Regions from separate parts of the Homo sapiens genome. Here region 1 is linked to region 2. A link is a contact called in ENCODE Hi-C data. All regions are on one chromosome and are shown on one strand. The core of a region is the stretch at or near the end of the contact, and the rest is flanking DNA. Distances in the headings are between cores, read along the strand shown.

Region 1 (4,875 bases), core at 1,015-3,514, 210 kb before region 2:
CCCTTTCTCCAGATGACTCACGTTAGCTTGTGTGAGCCTGTGAGCCCCACACCACAGCTCCCAGACCTTTGTTCCTTTGCAAAGTGCATTTAAGCTCCAAGTACTAAAACAGTGTCTACCTAAGTCTCCTGCCTTACATTGGAGTGAAATAATTAATTACACAGTGGAGTGTCTGGTTCCTATCTTGTTCAGGTTCATCCTGTTATCAACTCAGCAGCTGGAGGAAGTGACATCACGTGCCCAAGCTCGGCTTTGAAGCTGGAGGTGCATACCGAGACACTGTATGTGGTACTGCACTCTGGCCAGGAAACATCACCCTTGGACCATCTGTTAAACTATTTAAAAAAAAAAAAAAAGTTGGGACATCAGTTTCTTAACTAGAGTTTCAAATCCTATTGTTCAAATGGTGAGAAAAGCCTTTTGTGAATTCTGCTCTTAGCCTGGAAGGTTATAAAAGGAGTGGAGATAAGTTCCTGCAAGTGTCTTGAAAATTAAATCCTTTTATAGAAAGCATAAATATATGTGGGGCTAGGTGGGGGGAATGCTCCACTGAGCAGGCTCCCATGTAACTAGTGAAGCAGATCCATTTAATGCTAGTCACCAGGATTTCTTTGCCCGAGTATTCCAAGCCCTGGTCTGGGGCTGCTTTTCTACTCCTATGAAAAAGTGCTTTATCAACTGCTTATCTCAAGTTTTTCTTAGTGAGTAACAGCTCTGGGAACTCTCTGTGTGGATCTGAACAGCATGCAAAATCATTTTACTTTTAAGACAAAAGACATTAGCTTCCTGTAGCTTTCTTAGCCATCTCTACCTCTCTTCCTTTCCCACCCACTTTTCCCTCCCCTCCCCTTCTTCCAACCCCCATGGCACTAAATAAAATGCTTAGAAAATGAAGGCCACAGCTGCCCTTTCTTCCCATTAAAACAATCAAGAATGATGGTGGGTTTAATATATTTGATTAGAGAAACTCCAATTTGGTGCACTTGAATCAGCTGCCTTTGTCTTCAGCTCCCGATGGCCCGATTTCAGTGGAATGTCCTCTGCTGTCCACTGCCAGCTCAGGCTGGGAGAAAATTCAGACGCTGAAAGCATTGGCTTGGCATGCTCAGAAACACGGTATTTATGCTGTAGAAGATGCCAGGCCCACTTCTTCCTAATCAGAGGGAGCGCCACTTCATTAAATCGTGGTCACTTACTGGTGACCCTCATAGTTGTAGCCCTGGGGGGCCTGTGGTACTCTTTAGCAATGTTAATTTTTCATGGATTTTATTGCTTTCCTTCATTGATATTGGCTGTTGAAATTCCAGCCTGAATCCTGTTCAAACAACCCAGGAGATTCTGGTACCCAACTTGCACAGAGGAAGTTCAGAGAATAATAATCACATTTACATATGGAGTCTCTTTCATTCAAAGAACAAATAGAAAACTAATGGAAAATAAGAAAATGTGTCATCATTTCCCCACAAGGTGTTATTAAACAGGTTTGAAATATTGCCTGGGCAGCCCCAAACTTGTAGGGTACTTGAGAAGGAATTGATCTCCTTGGGGGCTGGAGGCTTGGCAAACACAGCTTATTTGCACTTAAAGTTTATAGAGATTTTTAGGAAGGGCTCTCTTGAAATATTCTAAATAAATGTATGCTCCAAGAATAAGTACAAGAATGAATTCAGGATAAGAGTTTAAATTCCTATCAAAGACATATTGAAATGCTACAGAGTTTGTAGGGGTTTATTTGAATATATTTTAATCCCTACCATGGCCAAAGTCAGAGATTGGAGTTAGATGGATGAGGTCACAAAGACTGCTAAACTCATTTTCTACACTTTTATGAAGCGAAATCCCCACGTCTCCCAGTATCCACCCCAAGTCAGCCGCCTAGCTGAGCCCCTGCCCAGTGACTTCTCCACCCAGGCTCTGTGGTAGGAAACCAAAGCCCAGGGACACAGCCAAGTTAGAAATAGCATTCAGGCTTTTGGGTCCCAGTGTCCATGCCCAGTCTGTGAGTTGGCCTGTCAACAACATGGACAAGGGACATGCTGGGTTCTGCCAGGCTCAGGAAGAGTGGCCCGGGAAGGAGGGCTTCCCGTCCTCCACAGCCCTGGCAGTGAGCATCTCGCCATCACCTCAGGGGTGGGTGGGTGGGGGCTGGATGTCACTCAGAGACCAGTGTGGTCCCCATCAGCTTTGCAGGCGCTGCAAGCCCAAGTCCTCAGAGGAGACCTGGTTACAGTCTGTCTCCACACTCAAAGGCACTCTGGTCGTGGGGCAAGAAGAATGAGCACAGCCTTCTGGGAGGGACGGTTTCCCAAGAGCAGCACCCACACACAGGGAAGGACTCTGAGAGAAGGTGCCGAGCCTGGCGGTGTGAATGAGCTCCATGCTTCTCCTTGGGAGAAACGAAAGCCTTTCTAGACACTGAGGGAGCAGAGTACAGGCAGCTAAGGCCCACACGGCCCCCCAAGGTGCATCAGATAACTTTAGTTACAAAAATACAACAAAGAGCTGGCTGCATTTTACCTCCCCTTCCACTGTAAAAGTCGAGATTTAAGATTCCTGTTGTATAAGAATTAATATGAAAAGAATTTTGTATCCTATTATGGCATTGTGTTATAATAATGGAATGCTCTCCCCGCCCAATCTGGCTTACTGTCCCCTAGATCTTGCCAATGATTATTCAGTTCCACAGTGTGTGAGTGTTGCTGTGGGGACAGCCTCCTGAGCCTGAAAGAAAGAGGCCATGAATGCTTCAAGCTGGAAAACGGCATAGTCAGCCCTCCGCCCCGGGCACCCCTATCTACGCACACTCAGACACACACACGGGGACACACACACTTCACCCAGCGGTTTTACTATCTTCCAAGCTAACCTGGACTTGCATGGGAAGTTTAATACTTGGACAACTGCAGCTGTATGAGCAGCTCATTGTCTCTGACGTGACACACAATGGGTTCCAGAAAAGGAAAACAAAATACTCTTTAAACTGTGCTGCATTCTGTTTGGAAATCGAGAGTCCAGGCAAAGGGTTTTCCTTGACAAACCAGAACAGGGGTGTTGTTGCTGCACTTTAATTTTGCTTGGTAACTGGATCTTGTTCCCCTGAGCATAAAGATTTAACAGAGTTTCTCCAGAATTTACCAATTCAGAGAGTTCTGAACAGCTAAGTAGGGGTGGGCAGGGGAAAATGTGTTTTTAACTCATCACATGTCCGCAGGATTCTTAAGGAGAAAACGGCGACCGGTTCTTTTCCATGTCCCCCGGAACAAAGCAAGGAGAAATGAACTTCAGCTGCAGCAGGTGAGATTCAAGTGAGACATGAGAAAAGTTTTCCAGCCTGAGGAATGTTGACTAGAATGTATCACTGAGTGAGGATGCTGAAACACTGCGGAAGATCCATGGGTCTGGCTAATTACCGCGTAGTAAGGGGTGGAACCCTTGGATTCTACGGAAGCTCCTGGCTGGTTAGGTGCTGATAATGGTGTGTTGTTTCATTTTGTTTCAAGATTTCTAGTTGTTAGGCTCCCATTGTCACATATTTCCCTCAAATCAACTCCCTCTGAATCACCCTATTTGGAGGGAGACACTATTCTCCATTTCCGCTCGGCCACTTCCAGCCTCACCCGCTCTTTATAATCTTCAGTGAGGAAATGCCTCTCACAGTCACTCTTCCTTCCCTACCATGGCACCGAACCACAGATTCCCAGCATTGAACAATGGCCATGGAAGATGTATCTGGTTGAGTTTGTTGTTTGTGTTTTTTTTCTTTTCCTTTTTCTTAATAGAATTCCTTCAATTACACGTATGTTTTCAGCAGCCGGGCCAATCCTCCTCCTCACAGGGGTGAGGTCAGCAAACCCAGGAAGCTCTCAGAGCCAAGAAAGCCTCAGATCCAGGAGGAAGTAGTTATGGATGCCCATAGCTGAAGTGCTCTGTGTCCACTGGAAGTAAAAGGAGCAGGTTCCTGCCGAAGAATGTACAGACGACGTGAAATCATGTGTGGCTACACTGAAGCTAAAGGCTGCCAGCCAACCATAGCCAGTTGGGGATATAAACCTCTAAAAACCAAAACTGGGGAAAAATGGCTCCCCATTTTCTGAGGTACTCTTGGAGCACAAGCTGAATGAAAACCAATCATCATTGCCCTGCCTAGCATGAAGCAGAATGAAAAGAAGGCAGATAATATTTCCTCCCCTGAACCACTCATCCATATCTGCTCTATTCAGATATTTGTGCCTAGGCAACTGCACCCACCCCTCTCAGCATTTACCCACAGATCCTCAAAACCAAGCCCTAGCACAATCGACTCCAGTGAAAATTAAAAAAGCTATCCCAAACATCTCCAAGCTTCTTTCCTCTGCAACTTCCCTCCTTCTTCTTCATCACCAGTTATACCACCAAAGTATCTACAACTGCTCAGATGCAGGCAAACTACCCTGAAAGTGCTCACATGTATTTCTTCCTTCCCTTGAGGGTGATATTCTACAGTAATTCCATTATGTTTACAAATAGAAAAGTTATTTCAATACATCTGTATATTATATATATGTATATATATACACACATAGCTTTTATATCACTGACACAGTGTTACATGCAATAAAGAGAGGAATTATTTATATCAGTACAATTTCCAAATTAGTAATTGCTCGCATTGAATTAGGTACTGTACAAATGGATTACAATGCAAATATATAAGCTATATACAAGCTTATAATTTTGAAAATATTCAAACTTGGGACATTTACGGGTATGTTTTGAGATGTGCCTATACCTGTGCATCACAACAGTGCCATAGGTCAGTTTTTCTGAGATTCAGGTGTCCATCGGATCTCCTGATGAGCCACAGGCCCTCAGAGAGGTCTACATGGTAGCTACAGG
Region 2 (4,234 bases), core at 961-3,460:
CAGCCAGGACCTATCTTCTGATCCTGGGAATGCTATGCAACATGTGAGCTCCTTCAGGGCAGGGGCAAAGGATTTTCGATTCTGCAATTCCAATGTTTAGCCAAACAAGAGCGTATTACGTTTTTGTTGAATGAATGAATGAATGAATGAATGAAGAATGGATGTCAGTTTGAGCCAGTATTCCAAGTTCTATATTTCTACATCAAGATCCAGGTATAGAAAGAACTGGGGCCTGTGACTGGAGGCAGACTTTACTGCATCCACAAGCAGGTAAACATCATTTGGTGCTGAACTCGAGACAATGTCCAACCCCACACGCAGTCATAATTCCAGGACTTACATCAGAGCATTGGAGAATTTCATTATCTGTCGGCCAACTGTGAATCAAATGCACACAATGCTGAGAAAGAACCACCCATCGTAAAGCCTTAAAAAATAACCTGCTTTCCAATGCATATGCGGGAATAAATAAGCACCTACCAGAGTGCTTGCTGACAATATGAGCAGGAGGATACCCTCCCCATAAGGTTCTTGGAAGAATGACATGAAGTGTAAAAGGCCTGACAACTAGAGGTGCTCAATAAATATTTGCTACTAAATACACAGTGGGTATTCTGTAAATATGAGTTTTTCTTCTCCCTCCTTTCTCACACTCTCCCACCTTTCCAAGAGAGGCAGGTAACCATGAAATAGAGAAATACTTTGAGGAATTTTCCTGCACAATTCTAGCTATATTGAACTGAAGAAAAACATAGCCACTGTTGTAGCATGGAGAGGCCAGGGATACTGGGTGCCACAGGGGGATTCTGGAAGAAGGAGAGACTAGATTTGGGGAAAGAACCATCTGTCTCTGCAAAAGGCCCCAACTTTCCTTCAAAAACTTATTTTCTATTAGGCCTTTGCCCAAACTTAACAACAGATATTTATGTAAAACTGCCTATGTGCCAGGCACTCTTCTAAGTGCTTTACATAGAATCCTAACAACAGTCCAATGAAACAAGTACCATTATCATCCCCATTTTATAGATGCAGATGCTAAGAACTAGAAGGATGAAGAAGTCCAGAGAGTCTCAAAACTGCTTGGGATTTATATCAGTACCTCTAGGAAATGTGTTAAAATGTAAATTCACATCCTCCAGGATTAGGCAAAGTAACTAAGAAAAAAGAAAATTGAGGACTGACAAGAAGACCAAAGGTGGAACCCTGAGAAACAGCAGCTACATTTATGGGACAGATGGAGGAAGAATTGACCTCAGGGTGTGGTGTGAGAAGGTAGCAGGAGAGCCAAGGCAGGGTGCTGTCTTGGCCATTCAGGGAAGGGTGTTCAAATAATGAGGTCACGTCAACCATTTCAGGAAGGTATTGGGAAGTGTTTGCTGGGATTGGCAATTAGCAGGTCACTTACAACTTTGTTGAGAAGAGTTTTAGTGTCGTGCTGGGGAAAGAATAATGGTCTCATCCTCAAATACCTTGTAAGACCCTTGAAGGAATCTCTCTCTCTCTCTCTCTCTCTCTCTCTCTGCGTCTGTTATCTTTGACCAGGCTTATACACAGTAAGTGCTCATTTTGCTGATTTTGCCATTGCTGACAAAGATAATGACATTCTACTATTGCTGTTATGAAGTCAAGAGCAAAAGATGGTGTGTATGTGAGTTGAGATTTCGAAAATATGGGTGCAGGAGGCAATTACCCCTCAATTTCAGTTAGGTAGGAAAGGGGGCAGGCAGACAGAGCTTCCTGCATTGCAGAGAGAGATGACCACAGGATGCCCCATAGACAGAGACCAACTCTACTCAGCCAGAGAGAGAAACTGCAGTTCTCCGATAGTAAATGCAGTTGTCCCCTCTTATGGAGACTCAGCTGCCAAAAACTTAGGTGAAGGTTCAAGGTCACTGTGAACCCAGGGCCACCCTGAAATGCTGTCCATTTGTCTGCCTCTAGTCCTTTTTCGGCTTCTAAAGTCCAATCATTCTTTGCCCTTATAACCACTCTGGTGTGTCTTGGAGAGAAAACACAGTTCTTCACGGTTTGCCAGTAGTCGAGGGAGGAATCTGAAAGCTGACTGTTTCTCCCACAGCTTCAGGAGCATTAAAACTTCAAAAGAGGAACTATTTATGCTGTCATTACCACAGCGGTCACTTCTGCAGGATTTCTTTCTCTGATGCAGCACTGGTTGGACACACTTGGCCCAGGGCCGAGAGGGGAGAGGAGGGCGTTACAGAGACACTGAGTCATCCTGCCTCCTCCACGCCCTCCGCAGCTGCCCCTCACTGCACTTCCTCCTCCTCCTCAAGTTAAAGGTCAGCCTCTCATGCTCGTGCCAAGTTTTGCGAAACACACATACGCCAAAAAAAAAAAAAAAAAAAAAGGCTTCAGAAAGGGTAAATTTTTTAACATGAAAAGAAATAAGGAAAGCCTCCTTCAAAAATACATGCAAAAATAAGTAATCCTTCCCCCATACTACTTAATAACTCCAGAATGATAAAAATTTTCCAATTGTGAATATGTAAGGAATAAAATAAAAGGAATGAATGCCCCACTGTGTTAATGCAGCCCTTTTTAAAATGATCCTAATTTCTTCCAGAAGGCTCTGGAGGGTAGATTGCAAGGTTTGTCTTAATATAGAATTATTCCCTTCTCTCCGCTTGTCTTTAGAACCAGTGTGAACATGGTGATATTTTACAGTTGGCAACCTGTACTTCGCTGCTCAAAAATGCTGCATTCCAAGGGCTACAATCATGCATTGTGCATTTGAAATGCCTGTTGCTAAGAACAAATATCAACCCCAGGACGACCCCACTCAGCAGATCGGCCAACTCCCGCACAGAGCTGTTTCCCGACCTCTGGTCAGAGACAGGAAGCCCATTGGACCCTAGGCCCAGGCAAGTGCGGAGGGTTCCCAGGCAGGTGACATGGTAAAATGTAGACGACTAGCTCTCTGTCTGTCTTCAGGATAACGTCTGCCTCCCACCCTTCCTGGTCCCAGCTTAGGAATGTATGCAGCCCTTTTATGTGCATTGCCAGGAGGCTTGTGAAGTAGATTGGACAGAGGTTTTACAGCATTGTTCCTATTTAACTGATCAAGGACTGAACCTTGTAGTTTAACAACATGAAGTTGTACGGGAACAACTAAGCAGTTGCTGGACTAAAACCCTCAGCTTCCGAATCGCAGCCCCATTAAACTCACTTCCAGCCCCGTTGTACCCTCTTTCCCCATGAGGCCGCCCCAGTGGTGCTGAAAACAGGGACTGACCTGGTTGCAACGGGAGCCTGGGGTCCTGTTCTTTGCATGTTCCCACACTGCCCTTAAAGGCTGACTGCCCCGTGGGCACTGTACATCTGCAGATCACTCGCTTTCGACATTCAGAGACCTCCATCTCATGGCAGGGTTGCCCGTGTCCACACCTCGCACTTCTCCCATGCCACTTACAGCCTGTTTCAGATTAGTTTTAACAATTGTTTTCTGGAGATTTTCCAAACTTTCCTCAGCCAAACAATCAGGGAAAGGGATAGGCCTGGCGCCGTGCAGAGGAATGGAGCCCTTCCCGCCCTGGAGCCACCTCCAACAGAGGCAACTCCGTGTACGGTGAACATTACCCTAACTGGTGAAAGTGATGATGTTCAATTATGTTGTATGTTATGTGCTTTTGTTTTTTGCACTTCTCTGTAAATGTCCTTCTTCCTAGTGAGTGGAGGGGTGTTGGGGGCGGAGTACTAGGATGTGAAAGTAAACACCAAGAGAAAGGTACAGGTTCAACGTGAGCATCTACAATAGGATTATCAAACCTGCAGAAAGGCTTTGTTAGGAGAGAAAGGGGTTTCCTCAATCCCTCTTTCTACCTTTCTTTAACATTTCAGAAGGCAAGTCTGGCAAACCTGCTCCCGGAGTTCTACCTGAGAGACATCTCACCCATTCTCCTGATGAATGGAGAGAAGAAGGAAGACAAAGAGAGAGGGAGAAATTTGGGGACAAGGAATGTGATCCCCACCCCCTAAGTCCCACATCTCTCAAAGGGGGTCTCAGGGGCTTTACAGGCACTGGGTTAGGTATGGGGAGCCCAAACCATCGGCTGAGCGCATGCTGCTGGGACCTTCCAGGGCAGTCTGCCATTTGCAACATGAAGCAGGAACAGTGGTGCCCAGGAGGCATGGGATGCGACGAGATGGATCATTGGAGGACATGGCCTGGGTCTCCATGGCTGGTGGACTGCAGGTCAGGGCCCAGAAGTTCCCC

What was found. Hi-C counts contacts between places; a loop is a spot of excess contacts on that map. Pooled maps may share reads with other maps.
Region 1: a map of endothelial cell of umbilical vein shows a loop between it and region 2 (8-fold over the local background). The contact joins two enhancer-like sites. A Hi-C loop is called at or near these places in 4 of 168 maps with a recorded cell type or tissue (Calu3, endothelial cell of umbilical vein and heart right ventricle) and 8 of 50 pooled maps.

The regions. Positions count from the first base shown.
Region 1 is chr13:40,190,738-40,195,612 of GRCh38, forward strand. All of the region lies in intron 1 of LOC124903162, which reads right to left. It overlaps LINC00548 (long intergenic non-protein coding RNA 548), which reads right to left. Exons shown (of 6, transcript NR_033877.1): 6 at 3,772-4,875. Among named protein-coding and RNA genes, the nearest start is that of LINC00332, 11 kb to the left of the region's middle. Within about 2 kb of position 2,265, at least 11 of the 41 ENCODE cell types and tissues checked have a DNase peak (open chromatin) inside an H3K27ac peak, as active enhancers do; they include endothelial cell of umbilical vein and heart right ventricle, where a contact is called at or near this core.
Region 2 is chr13:40,400,346-40,404,579 of GRCh38, forward strand. All of the region lies in intron 6 of LINC00598 (long intergenic non-protein coding RNA 598), which reads right to left. Among named protein-coding and RNA genes, the nearest start is that of LINC00598, 79 kb to the right of the region's middle. Within about 2 kb of position 2,211, at least 25 of the 41 ENCODE cell types and tissues checked have a DNase peak (open chromatin) inside an H3K27ac peak, as active enhancers do; they include endothelial cell of umbilical vein and heart right ventricle, where a contact is called at or near this core.